2 separate regions of the Homo sapiens genome follow, and region 2 is linked to region 1. The links are chromatin loops, found by intact Hi-C in ENCODE. Cell type or tissue: Caco-2. All regions are shown on one strand. Each heading gives the region's core, and the rest is flanking DNA. Links, peaks and the distances in the headings are about the cores only.

Region 1 (2,812 bases), core at 134-2,633:
TCCCACCCGTGGCCTATCAAAGAGCTGGGATTACAGGTGTGAGCCACTGTACCCAGCCTGTGCCATATCTTTATTCAAATATAATTTGGTTTTATAAAACATACAGATTTTTTAGTTTTATGTTCTTTATAGGCTCTTTTTTCTCTCTCCATTTCTTTAATAATTTAAATATACTTTTTTGGTGTCTTCATATTAAAAATCAGTTGAGCACTCAATTTTCTGTTTGGCATATTTGTTAATAATCACAGTAAATCATTTTCTCCATATTTTGTAATCTCTAAATTTATAAGCTCATCTTCATTGGGGATTGTTTTTTGTTTTGTTTTGTTTTGGTTTGGTTTTTCTACCCAAAGAAATCCCGTGGGGCCTTGTTTACCTCTCATCACTTTAAAATAGTTTTGTGTTTGTTTCTTCTAGATACTTTACAGATTTCACTGGCCCAGGATCTAATTCCTTAGATTGGAGATTCTTAATTTTTTTACCTAGGAGATTCTCATACAAATAAGATTCACATTTCAAAACTGTTGTGTCATAGGTTTAGGATTTTAATTTCTTATAGCATTTATAGCATTTCCCCTGTCCTCTTCACCCAGATTCTCAGAGACAAGCTCTCTTAAGTCTTAATATGACTATGAGTGAATTTCTCCTCCCCGACACCATTTTTTAACTATGAGGATAGACCTTTGAAGACAGCCCTGGTTTTCTGGAAGAATCTCAGTACCAACTTTATACCTCGTGTGCCCAGGGCCTCCCCTTCTGTCCCTGCATAAGTATCAGGACTGCTTTAGAGTTGTGAAGGTTTAATGGGGCTGGAAATCCAGCAGAGTGCTTTCTCTCTTGAGGGAGCACTTTCTTCTGTTCTTTCTCCTTCAAGAGGCATCTTGTTACCAATTTCAATCTATACTTAAGTGCTGAAGAGACTCCAGTGATTATCCCCATAGCTCCAGTGTTGGCCACAGCTGACAGTGTATGCTTTTGTGCTTACTATTTTGGCCATCAGTTCTGGCTTTGGTTTAGCATCAGGGAATTATCTTTATTGCAAGTAAAGCTATGTATTTAATTTTGTTACACTTATTTTCTTCTTTTCTTAGTGTCTGTAGTGGGAAGTCTTCATGAGCTCAGTTGGCCATATTTCTGTACCTGGAATTCCCGTAAGTTACTTATTAACTACCGTTTCTCAGATTCTACCTCTCTAAAATGGGAGTAATAATGGTGTCTGTGTATATAGCGTTAATTTAGACCACACAGTAAGCTTTCAGTCAATGCTAGCCAGTATTATTTTCACCATTTAAAACTTAAAAAAAAAATCATCTTAGGCAAGAGTTGGAAGTGTAGTGGTAGCTGTGTTTACTTACTTAACAAGAGGAGGAAATCTTAGTTAACGCCCTAGAGAAACCAAATCAGAAATTTTGTTTGGTACAGTACAATGCCGAAACTGACGCTTAGAGTCCCACCCTTTCTGACGTTGTGCCAAAGGTCACTTGGCACATAAGTAAACTGAGTGGAATGGCCTCTCAATATTGCCTGGACGATTGCTTAGAGGAGTATTTCCTGAACTGTGTGGGTAGGTAAGTTTGAATTTGTTAATATTTTCTTTGCTAAGGAGGGCTCTCAAAGGCGTAATTATTATAAAGGGTATTTGTAGACCTTGAAACATGTAGCAATACTTTTAGTCCAAGTAAGCCCTTTGATTGCTTTTTAACTTCCCATTTAGTATTCCAAGTGGATTCTGAACTTGGTGAAATTAGTGGTAACCCAGTCTCCTCAGGGTCTTGCCTCCTGTCTTCTGGCTTACAGAGGTGGAGATTCAAAGGATTTCTTTCCTTTAGGTCATGGTATTTAAGAGAATAATTTTCCCCTCATATTATAGCTAAGAAGAGGTCTGTTGACTATTACAGATTGGGAATCCATGGGCATAATATACGAAATGTTTAAAAAATTACTTTGAACTTAACCTTATATGCAAAACATTGATTATCTTATAAATATTAACTGCTTTGGATTGTTTACACAATGTTAGTTGTACTATGAAAATTTGCTTATTAACCAGGTTTAGACTTCTTAGGTTGTTCTTGGCTTTGAGTCCACAGATTTAACACTGCCAAATTTCTGTGTAAACATTTTGCTTGGGACCTAAAATACAGTTGAATATGTGTATTTAAAGTTTTTTTTTTTAAAGCCCATGTATATTAATGGAACTTGTAAATGTTTAAATAGTCAATTAATGGAAGCTTTTAAGAAACAACTCTTTCAAAATATTCAATTTTATAATTATGATGTTTTAAATATCAAACTTGAGTTAGTGACAAACATGTAATTCATAATATATAAAGATCTATAAGTAGTTCTTATTGATTTATTACATTTAATCTTACTCAGAAGGAACTTTTTTGTTATTATTCTGTCACTAATAATTAAGTGCAAGGCTATTTAAAAACAAATAAGAGCTAATAACATTGTAACACAGACTAGATAGAGAGCAAAAATAAATAACTGATTAAGTTACTGTTTTGGTCTTGGGAAATGTGGTAGGTTCTTGAGTTTAGGTGCCATGGTTATGGCTGTTTTGATCCTTTTTTGAAATACATTCTTGGATGTGTTGATTTTCTTGTAATGTCACTATTATTTCTTAAGACCCTTATATACTGTAAAGAGCATTATCAATTTACACAAATTTTAACTACCCATAGAAATATTGTATACAGCTTTTTTGTAGCATAAATAGGTGAAGTTCCTCAAGATGTTTATGGCCTGGTATATTCTTACCCTTGCTATAAAGCTTTGGTCAGCTTTAGTGGCCAAACTCTAAGGC
Region 2 (2,812 bases), core at 178-2,677, 68 kb before region 1:
TCATCCTCAATGTGAGAGTGTTGAGAGGTGAGGCCTTTAAGAAGTGATTGATCCATTCATGAATTAATGGATTAAGGGGTTATCATGGGAGTGGGACTGGTGGCTTTGTAAGAAAAGGAAGAGAGACTTGAGTGAGCACATGAGCACACTCAGCCCCCTTGCCCTGTGATGCTCTCTGTTGTCCTGGGATTCTTGGAGAGTCCCCACCAGCAAGGAGGCTCTTAGCAGATGTAGCCCCTCGACCATGGACTTCTTAACCTCCATAACTGTAAGACATAAATTCCTTTTCTTTAGAATTACCCATTTCAGGTATTCTGTTATAAGCAACAGAAAACAGAGTAGGACAGGATTAGAAATATTTATAATGTTGCACTAAAGTTAGAACCAGTAGTCTTCAAGAAGCAGGTGGAGCAGCTCACATAATAATAGTACCTTTTGTGTGGCAGGTGTTACATACATTATCTTCTTTCACTGTTACAAGAGCCCTTTAAGGCATGCTTCTTTATCTCAGAATTACAGATAAAGGAATAGGCCCAGAAAGAAAAAGTGACTTGTGTCACACATGGGGAGAAAGGGACCGAATTGGGATGAGAACCCTGACCTGACTCCAAAATCCATGCCCTTTCCACTTGGTTGTGCTGCCCTTATTAAAGAAAAAGGGCAAGGATGGCCAGAGTGTCCTTAATTACATTCTTTTATTTAATACTGTGCTATATACTTGCTCAAATTACTACTGTGCCAAACAAGAATAGCGAAAAAGTTTGTGTATTTAAGCTCCACAAAGATTCTTCTAGCTTTGTTTTCTGTTGACTCATCTGTATCCTACTGACCAGAGGTATGTGGTGATGGAACACGGTTGTTTTAAAGAATGAGGATCTTTTAAAAAGAAACATTTGTGGGGAATTAGACAAAATAAAGCAAATAATGGTAGCATTAGCTAGTTATTTCTTTCTTTCCCTCATTGTATTTAAAGCTTCTCAAGGGCAGGGAACTGAGTCAGTTAAGTTCCCTGATGTATTTAAGGCCAACATATGACCATATGTGTCAGCCATATGACACACTCACAAAAGGCTTGCTGAATGAAATTAGCACTTATTATCATATTTTTACATAAATACTTAAAAGGGCATGAGTTTTCCTCACATAGGAAGTTGAGCATTACTACATTTCATTTGTTTATTCATTCATCTTTTATCGAGTGTTTGTTGAGTATCTGTTCTGTGCCAGACACCAGGAATACAAAGATGAGTAAGACAGGATCTCTGCCTTTTGTTGTCAGAAGGCTCAGAGAATGGAGGCAGCCAGACACCCGTTTTAGTACAGTGTGGAGCTGAAGGAAGTATATATTAAAAAACAAACAAACAATGGACTTTGGAATCAGACCTTATCTGCCTTGGTTTTCTTATCAAAGAGGTGGAAATGTCAAGTAGGTACTATTATCCATGGAGGATGTTAAATGAAAAGTGTGTATGCCTGTGTGTGTGTGTGTGTGTGTGTGTGTGTGTGTGTGTGTGTGTGTGTGTTTATCCCAGCACATAGCAGAAAGGAGAGCCTCACTGTGGCCGAGGGAGTCAGAAAAGTCTTTACTGGGGAAGGTGATGTTTGAGTCTCATAGAATGAATTTTTGAGGCAAAGCGAGACGCTCATCTCTCTCCAGGTAGAAAGATGAGCATGTTTGACATGTGCGGAATAGGTTGGCATGATGGGAGTGGTGGGAAATTCTGCACATTCCCACATTCAGAGCTTACGGGAGTATTAGAAAGAACTGAATGAGCAGTTATTTTTCATTTTTGTAAGTAACAATACAATAGAGTATTCATTACATTGTAGCAGAAGAGAATAAAGATACCAAACCTGTTTAAGAATTGCATAAATCTTCTCTTCTAGTCACATGGCCTTCTAAATGTAGCTCTTTATGTAGCAAACAAATTCATGTGTTCTTTTTCAGTCCTGTGATACTCAAGTGATTATATGGAATTTAAGAAAGAGAACTTGCATGTTTTTGGGTGAAATTGGAGGTCCTGTTTCAAACCATTCTTACATTTAGTAGCATAGCAACAAAAGAATGTAATAATCTATGAAGCCAGATCTAGTCCTGTTTAAGCCTGTCTAAAATTCTAAGCCATAGTTTCTGAACAGAACCTGAAACATACTATTTAGGAATGTACTAAAAAATAACTTGTTAAATGAATTATGTGCTTGATAAGAGATCAGAGTTCTATAATTGAAAAATTGTGTTTTTAATATAAGGGGAGAAGAAAAAGAGAAAGAAAAAATAGTGAGAAAAAAGATTGATAGAAGGAAGAGAAGTTTGTACTTAAATGAGGGAGAAACATTTTTCAAGTCCCTTATTGAGGGCTGTTGAATTATCTTCTGTTAACACCATTAGAATATTACTAAGTTATTCCTTATTATAGAAATACATGTATATTATTGAGATATTTGTTGGTTTAATGCAACAATAGAATGTTTCCAGTATCTGAAGTGGAAAAACAAAGCTGCAAATAAAAATATGTGTAAAATCTGTCTCTTTTGAGAAGACATTGATTACAGTTTATCTAATTTTCTGCAATAATTTTGACATTTAAAGTTGATGGTAATTTTAGACCTGAATGTACAATAAGATGATTTTAAGTGCTCTTTTAGAATTTAAAGAAAGATATACTTTTGATGATAGAGATAGAAGATACTTTTAACTGCTTTGCTAGTGAAAAGTCTGTTACATTTTGCTGGGCAAGGTGGCTCACGCCTGTAATCCCAGCATTTTGGGAAGCCGAGGCAGGCGGATCACCTGAGTTTGGGAGTTCGAGAC

Evidence for each region. A loop is a pair of places that touch in the nucleus more often than their neighbours do. Peaks named below come from ENCODE experiments on the same cell type or tissue, not always from the same donor. Only the 100,000 strongest peaks of a DNase experiment are listed, where the experiment ranks them.
Region 2: a loop joins it to region 1, with 2.8 times the contacts of the local background. A loop is called at or near these places in 15 of 110 quality-filtered maps.

Annotation. Positions count from the first base shown.
Region 1 is chr12:15,711,605-15,714,416 of GRCh38, reverse strand. The region is part of intron 1 of EPS8 (EGFR pathway substrate 8, signaling adaptor); the gene reads left to right. Among named protein-coding and RNA genes, the nearest start is that of EPS8, 76 kb to the left of the region's middle. In Caco-2, for the core only: no CTCF peak of the experiment used is centred there; a DNase peak (open chromatin) is centred at 1,476; H3K4me3 peaks cover 1,472 bases.
Region 2 is chr12:15,779,193-15,782,004 of GRCh38, reverse strand. The region is part of intron 1 of EPS8 (EGFR pathway substrate 8, signaling adaptor); the gene reads left to right. Among named protein-coding and RNA genes, the nearest start is that of EPS8, 8.8 kb to the left of the region's middle. In Caco-2, for the core only: no CTCF peak of the experiment used is centred there; DNase peaks (open chromatin) are centred at 1,304 and 1,514.